2 separate regions of the Mus musculus genome follow, and region 1 is linked to region 2. The links are chromatin loops, found by intact Hi-C in ENCODE. Cell type or tissue: heart. All regions are shown on one strand.

Region 1 (4,000 bases), 45 kb before region 2:
CTGGTGTGCTGTGTGACCCTAGCTGATAACTCCTGTCTGAGCCATTTGAAAAGGGATGTTCTCAGCCAACCTCTGCTCCCATCAGGTGTTGGTCCCTGAGGACCATTTACACATTCAGAGCAACAAAGCTGTCCTGGCTGTCTTAATTTCCTTTGTCTGGCAAGCATCTATCAAGTACTTACTGTGTGCCAGGTTCTACAATGTTTAATTCACTCTCAAAGAACTGAGGAGGAGGAGGACTTCGCAGAGATTCCTAGGTTAGACCCAGAGAAAAGAAAGAAAGTTACAGTGTGTGGAGGGTGCATTTTTGAAAACTATGGAGCCATTCTCTGCTCTGGTGAGCTAAACTCAGGAAGTAGAGTCCCAGACAAATGCCACTGAGGTTCATTGTCTCAACCTAGGATGAATAAGGCCACAGACAAGGAGTCAGCACTGAGGGGCAAGTGAGAACTCACCAGGGGCTTCAGGCTCTGTCGGGTCCCCTGGGAGACCCATGGAGACTAGGGAATCTTTGGGGATTTTCAGCATCTCCAGTGAACCCAGTAAGGCCTCTGCAGACCCCCTCAGCCCCAGAGAAGAAGTGATCCTGTTACTGGTCCATTTAGGAGGGGGCTGGTCTTGAAAGAAAAGGGATTAGACTGGTCATGGACCAAGGCTAACAAAGTAAGTGAGCATAGATTCTGGTGTGGAGTGTCAAAGCTAGACCAAGGCAGACAGGCCCAAGGAGATACTGTGCTCAAGTAGGTATTGGGGCTCAGCTAAACAGCCCAAAAGGATCGGAGAGACAAGAGTAGTCACCACCCCCATGGTTCCATCAGAGTCTCTAACCCAAGGCCCAGAGGAATTTAGCCCAGAGAAAATGTTGCTTCCCCAACCCCTAACCAGGAATAGAATTGGGGTCTGTAGGGTTGGTAAAATATTAGAGAGGGACTCCAGGCTGGGGGTGGGGCCTGGACGCTTCCTTGGAGGAATATGTGTTTGTGGGGTTGGGTAGGTAGCTGTCACTCCTGCTAGGGAAGTCCACCTGTAAATCTGACCACCCTCCTGCACTGCAAAGGACATCAGATGCCAAGATCCTGACTTCCCAGGCTCCAACTTCCAAAAGCCAGGCCGAAGCGTGGGAAGCTTCAGGGAGTTGGAATTTCCCTCTCCTGGCAGCAGGCCCAAGAGTGTCCCTCCAGAGCTGGCAGCGGGCACGCTGCTGGCAAAGCCAGCCTTCTCTTCCTGTTGTACCATTTTGTGCTCAGCACCTGTCACCTGTCCTCTAGAAAGAGGGAGCCTGGAGTGGCGTTTGTCCTGAGGGTAGTGATGGGAAGGCGAGTGATGCACACATCCTGAGGTGTGTGCATGTGTGCACTTGCAGGCATGAGTGCTTGCACCTGTGCACCTAGTTGTAGTCAACCACCTGAAGGCTTCAGAATCCTAGGACGTTTGGCTTAGGACTTGGCAGTTGGGGGGAAGTTAAGAAGGGGTCTTATGTAGCTAAAGCTGGCCTCTAGCCAAGGGTAACCTTCAACTCCTGATTCACCTCCACTTCTTGATTGCTGGGATTGCAGGCATGCACCACCATGCATAGTGTATACTGTACTGAGGGCAGAGCCCAGGCTTAGTGCATGTTTGGCAAACATGCTACCAACTGGTCCACATCATCAGCCCCCTCCCCCAAAACTGTTTTGATCTAGGTCTTGCTATGGGGATGGCTTGGAACTCAGCCATCCTCCTGTCTCAGCCCCCTGAGTATGGGGATCAAACAGATGTGTGCCGCCACACTGGGTGATCTTGATCCTTCCTTGCCTTGCGAGCCAAGAGGCAGTACAGCATGCGGTAAAGATACAGAACCTGAAGCCACAGTTGCTGCCTCAGTTTCCCCCTCGTAATGTCAAAATGGAGCTAACAACATCTACCTCTGGGGATTGGGAGTGAGACCGTGTTTTGGCGTGGCAGGGGCAGAGGGAATGGTTCTTGTCGTACCTGGGCACTCTGGTAGCAGTTCCCTGTCTTCTGTAAGGTGCTCTGAGCAGGCTGAGCCTGTGAACTTGGAAAGATCTGCCTCCCGACATTCCTTCCCCCACTTCCCCCAGGTCTGCCAGCCTGTGGCTATTTGTAGCAATGACTACATCTCTGGGCCCTTGTATGGAGGGGTTGCTATGCGTGTGTGATCAAAGAGAGGGACTGGGATACCACAGCACAGACTGGTGTACGAACTTGCGCCCTCCATCGCTGTCCTCGGATTCTAGTGCTGAACCCCAAGATTGGGCAACCTGCAGCCCCAGCCCTGCCAAGCCCCTCTACCACCCACTAGCTTCCTTGGCTACGCCCCTTTCCGGGCTCCTCCCTCCTGCCCCTTTGCAGGGCATAGTCTCTGTTCTGTAGCCCCGCCCCTGGTCACGCCTCCTCATATTGGCTCCTCCCTCGGCGGTTCTCTAGTCTGAGCTCCCAGGCCTCACTCCCTCCCATAAACCCTACCCTCTCCTGGCTCCTCTTTTCCTCCAGCGACTATATCCCTCCTCCTGGTGGTCCTTTCCCCAGCTCCCCTGTGCCCACTCTCTCTCCTCCTTCAACTCCTCCCTCTTCCAGGCTGTCCCTGTCCTCCAACCCACAACTACCCTGTTCCCACACACCACCCTGCCTAAATTTCCTCTCTCCCACCTCCTGGTGGTCCTTTCCCCAGCTCACTTGTCCCACCCCCTCCCGTCAGCGGCAACTCCCTCCTTCAGCCTAGACTCTCTTAACGGCTGATTCCCCCGCCCCAGTTCCTCTGTCCCCGCCCCCTTCCCCCGGCCTCCTCCCAAGCTGTATTCCCCTACCTCTCCAGTCTAGCCCCCTCTCCGGGGCTGCTCTCTCAACTCCCCCCTTTTCTCTGTCCCCGCCCCCTCCCCTGGGCTCCGCCCTCCTCCCGGCCCCTTCCCGGTTCCCCTCCTCGCATCCCCTCTCCTCCCTCCTCCCTGCTCTCCCTCAGTCCCCGGCTCCTCTCCCTCTTTCTCCCTTTTCTCCTCGGGCGGAGGCGCCCACCGCGGGGGCCCAGCGGGGACCGGCCCGGCCGCAAGGCAGGTAAGAGCCCGGCGTGGCCGTCCGGAGCCTCTGGGGTTGCGGGAATCCAGGCTGCGCCGCATCGTCAAGTGCGGGGGCTTTCTGAGCCCTGGCTCTGAGTCCTGGCTGCTCCGCTTTCAGCGTGCGCCATGTGTATGGTGTATGTCTGTCTGTCCGTCTCTGGGCACCTGGGTCTGTCTCTCCCCTCCCTCTTCTCCCTCTGCCTGCAGCCAACTCACACCCACACACCTCTGTCTCCGCCCCTGATGCACGGGGAACCTGGAGGAGGCAGATTCCCCGCAGTGTGGACTCCCCCGAGGGCCTGAAGTGCCCCCAACTCCTCCTCACCCCATTTTAGCCCAGGTCTCTCCATCCTCTCAACCTTGACTTTCTGAGACTGGTCCTGCCTACAGCCTAACCAGTGTAATAACATTTGACCAGTCCTTCCAAAGTCTAACTCCCATATCTCTCACTGTCCATTCATTCTTTGGACAACTCTGAGGCACTGTGCTACTCCTGGGCACTGTTCTAAGATCAGGCTAGACAGGTCCTTCTCACAGTCTCACTTCCTCCAGCCTCACACCTTCACAGCGAGGTTGGGTGGGAAAGCAGAAACCTTCTGGGGACTCTACAAAGGGGCTCAGCCTGACGTTTTCCTTCCCTCGGGAAGGGCTCCAGAGAAGGTAGGCGAGGTGCTAACCAACACCTGGGCCAGAGCTGGGGTGAGCTTTCTGCCTACAAGATACCCGCCCTGCGTGGAAGGCGCGTGGGGATTCCAGATGGCTTAAAAGATCACTGGGTTAGGAGCTCCACGCCTTAATGCCACATTTGTGTTCTGCCTCTGACTTGACCAAGTCCTTTCTCTCCCTACTGGTCTCAGTTTAGTCTGCAATCTGCAACTGTGTGTGTGGTGGGGCCCTGTGTGGTTGATGGAAAGAGTAGTGTGTGTGTGTGTGTGTGTGTGTGTGTG
Region 2 (4,000 bases):
CACACACACACACACACACACACACACACACACACACCAGGGAGGGGGAGAGAGTCAGAGAGAGACAGAAACAGAGGCAGACTGACAGTTGGAGAGAAAGAAAGAGAGGAAGAGACAGAAAGGAGGTTCTGGGATTCCCTTGAGAACCTTGAGGGTATAATCGATACATAGTCACAGTCCCCATGGCTTGAGGCCAGGTAGGAGAGTCTGAGCTAGGAAGACTTAGGGGCCTCCATGCTCTCAGCCAGGGCTGGTGCTGGATGCAGTCTGGGGCCCTTCCCTGGGTTAAGTGGGGTCACACAGGAGCAGTCCCAAGCAGCTACACAAGCAGAGCCCAGCACAGTTCCCCAGCTCCATCCAGATGCATGTAGAGTGGCCCAAACACCACCCTCCCAGAGGGGACACTAGTCAATAAGCCCCCTCTGGCTGCCACAGCCCCTCCTGTCCCAGAGAAAGGGTCCCAGCATCATGTTAGGGAAATAACCATATCAAGTTGGCTAGAGCTCAGGGGAGAACAGGCCAGAGATTGTGCACATACACAGAGTGTGTGTGTGTGTGTGTGTGTGTGTGTGTGTGTGTGTGTGTGTGTGTGTGTGTACATGTGCAGGCACACATGTGCAAATATATGCAGATGTGTTAGACTGGGGCGTGTGAGCTCTGCCAGCCTCCTTCCCGAAGTCACCGCCTCTCCTATCAATTTCTCACCCAGACACTCTCCATCTTCCCCCCACTAGTCCCTTTCATTAATTAAAAAGATTTATGCCCACGAGCCCTAGCCCCTGCTTCTTGCTGGGAACTGTTAGATTGTTCTTGTTCAGAGTAACAGCAGCCAGCTCTCTGTGGGCACACACATCCTCTTATTTCTGTCACCACCACGCCCTCATGCCCTTCTCTGTCCACCCCTTTCCCTCCTTCCACCTTAGACTGAGTGAGGTGGCTCCCTGGCTCAGGCTCAGCTTCTGAATCGGGCACAGCAATGAATCCTAGCACTCGGGAGGCAGGAAGATCATGCATCAAGGTCACCCTTTACTGCATAGAGAGTTTGTTACCCTGGGTCACATGAGACCCTGCCATCCCCCTACCCAAAAATCCAGTCCCATGAGGACAAAGGTGACTGCCCCAAGACACAAATCAATGCTGTGACCCTAGACTGCTGTGTTCCCCTCCACAAATCTCCAATGAGGGTAGTCAGGGAGGGAAGAGCTGGCAGGGTCTTTACACATTTAATTGAAAGTTACTTCGATTAATCTTCTACCTCACAGTACCTATGTTGGGGTACATGTGTGTAGCTAACCCCACTCCCCGCCAGCCTCAAAGGGCCAAAGTGGGGAAACCTGAAGGGGGACCCCACTCAGTGTGATAAGCCCACAGTCAGGCAAGGCCCCCTGAAATCTAGAGCCCTGGTTTGTTGCAGAGAGTGAAAGGCATGTTAGAGAAAGGTCTGGACTCCATCAGGATCTGTGGGTGTCCCAGGTGACAGAACAGGGTGAGGAGAAAGAGGGGCACACTCAGGACAATAAGAGGAGCTGAGAAGAAGCAGGGTCCTCCCTCCTCCATAGCCTCTCAGGCCCTCCCCACCTGTCACCCCTGCCCTGGCTTTTGTTTTATTTCCAGCAGAGAAGATGAAGGAGTGCGAGGCCTGTTTATGGGAGTCATAAAATGTACCTCCAGCTAGCCCAGCGGGGCTCACACCACCAACAGTGAGAGAGTCAGTGAGCAGGCTCTCAGCTGCCTCCACTCTCTGCGCTCTCTCTCTCTCTCTCTCTCTCTCTCTCTCTCTCTCTCTCTCTCTCTCTCTCTCTCTCTCTCTCTGATTCTGTTCCCTTCTCTGTCCCTTTCTCAGGTTCCCTTTCTTTCCTTCCTTCCTCTTCCTCCCCCAACCCACATCCTCCTCTTTTCCTCTGGTTTTTGGAGACAGAATCTTACCGTATAAGCAGGCTTGCATCCAACTCATGCTCCTCCTGCCTCAGTCTCCCTGAGTACCACACACACCCGGCACAATTACTTTTTGCCACTGGAATTTCACTCCAAAGCTTGTCTTGGGGTTTGACTGACAGCTTTTGTCTGCACCGCCTCAGTGGCTAGACCCACGATTTACACCCCACCCCACCCCCACCCTCCCACCCCCGCAAGGCTCGGAGGTCCCAGGCTGCTCCCCTAGGGGCAGCTGAGAGGGCTTCATCCAGGCTAAGGGCCTTCCTGAACACAGGGCTCAGAAGGACAGAGGCACACACATCCCTGAGGGAAGCACAGCAGCTCAATACTTTGCCACTTCTAGACACACACTGGAGCCTCGGGCCGACAGCCCCCTTGTCCCCCCAGGGGAGACAAGGGACAGAAACGGAGCAAGAAGACAAACGAAAATATAAGCTTGGTTCTTTCCTGTGCCTGGTTTGCTTTAATCCCGTCTCATGGTTAGACAGGAGAGACAGAGACAGAAGAGTGACCAGAGAGGAGGGGCAAAAAGCTACTGCAGACCCCTGGCGGCCAGGCAGGGAGAGAGCAAGAAGCAGTGAGGACCAAGAGGGAGGGTGGGGACCGCGGGAAGCTCCAGACACAAGACCCCGCGAATCTGACATACAAAGGCCAAGGTGGGTGGAGGCAGACCTGGAGTCCAGGAAGAGGAGAGGAGGAGGGAGGGGACAGCACGGAGGGAAGAAGGGGAGGCAGAGAAGGAGAGGGAGGAGGGGACTCAGAGGAGAGGGGAGGGACAAGACAGGAGAGGGGCCGCTCGGGAGGAGGCCCCGCTCCGGCAGACAGCGGGTTAAGCGTCTCCGCGTGAACTTCCGGATGTGACACAGGCCGGGCCCGTGTGAGCGGAGGAGCCGCCGCCACCCTCGGCCGCGATCCGCGGGTCTTGGCCACTCGGAGACCCTGGCACCCGGCGGGGACCTCGGGGACCTCCTGCCGCGATGAGCTCCAGGCCGTGACCTCCCGAGCCCAGGACAGGCGGCGCCGGCTCATGGCCCGGAGGGTAGGTGACTGTGCCGTCCCGCCCTGAGCCTCTTTCTGCCTCTAAATGTCCCTTTTTGCCCCTTAGAGTTCCTTCTGCCCCTCCCTCTATTCCTCTCTGTCACTCTCTCCCCCTCACCCCCCCTCCCCTACTCCCTCTATCTCTTGGGTCTTCCCCATCTCTACCCTCTTCCTGTCTGCTTTTCCCCAGGCTTCTGTTGTCTGAGACCCACCCTGGGGTTAGGGGTGGGACATCTCACCAAGCTGCCAGACAAGGGAGAGCAGGGGAGAGATGCGAGCCCTGAGTGTAGGGAGGTTTGGAGACGAACCTGGCAGGAGGTAAAGACCCCATCGTCTGGGTTCACGGTGGGCAGCTGGGAGCAGGTGAATTCACTTCAGGATGCTTAGAGAAGTTAGCCTGCGGAAGCAAAAGAGGAGTGACAGCCACCCAGATGGCCCAGTGCGCCCAGGTCGGCTGGAGAACACAGGACCCTCTGCCTCATACCAGTGAGCCCTTTGCCTCTTGGCGCCCCAGTCTCCCCACTGCTAAGAACCGTCTTCTACCTGGAGATCAAAGGTCCTGCTGCCCCATTGTGATTCCGTAACAGGAGGACCCAGAAATCTGGCTCCTATACTCTTGTTTCTGGTTGGGACTGTTTGCATGGTAGAATAGGGTTACCCTCCCCCAAATGTATTTATTGACTGTTGTCTGATTGTGCTAAATGTCTTTCATTTCCTCATTCATTCAATTCCAACTTGGTGCTAGGTGCGCTCTGACTGACTGACTGACTGTCTGTCTGTCTCTGTCTCTGTCTCTCTGTGTAAGTATATGTGAATGTTTCTCTCTCTCTCTCTCTCTCTCTCTCTCTCTCTCTCTCTCTCTCTCTCTCTCTCTGTGTGTGTGTGCGTGTGTGTGTGTGTAGTTGTCTCTTGCAATTCGGGGTGTAGTGCTCTAAGCCTGCATGCTCTGGAGAACCTACCCTATAGCATACATGTGCATATGTATCACATGCATGTGCATGTCGGCTGTGTGCCCAACTCTGTGTGG

Evidence for each region. Hi-C counts contacts between places; a loop is a spot of excess contacts. Peaks named below come from ENCODE experiments on the same cell type or tissue, not always from the same donor. Only the 100,000 strongest peaks of a DNase experiment are listed, where the experiment ranks them.
Region 1: it touches region 2 in a loop (4-fold over the local background); 1 of 42 quality-filtered maps calls a loop at or near these places.

What each region holds. Positions count from the first base shown.
Region 1 is chr7:16,127,371-16,131,370 of GRCm38, forward strand. It overlaps Kptn (kaptin), which reads left to right. Exons shown (of 12, transcript NM_133727.2): 12 at 1-146. Slc8a2 (solute carrier family 8 (sodium/calcium exchanger), member 2) reads left to right here and starts at 2,456. Exons shown (of 10, transcript NM_148946.3): 1 at 2,456-3,051. In heart, no CTCF peak of the experiment used is centred here; DNase peaks (open chromatin) are centred at 2,131 and 2,211; H3K4me3 peaks cover 2,297 bases; H3K27ac peaks cover 1,893 bases; H3K27me3 peaks cover 472 bases.
Region 2 is chr7:16,172,594-16,176,593 of GRCm38, forward strand. Meis3 (Meis homeobox 3) reads left to right here and starts at 2,802. Exons shown (of 13, transcript NM_008627.4): 1 at 2,802-2,974. The coding sequence starts at 2,963. In heart, a CTCF peak has its summit at 2,486 (motif pointing left); a DNase peak (open chromatin) is centred at 2,718; H3K4me3 peaks cover 2,387 bases; H3K27ac peaks cover 2,498 bases; H3K27me3 peaks cover 497 bases.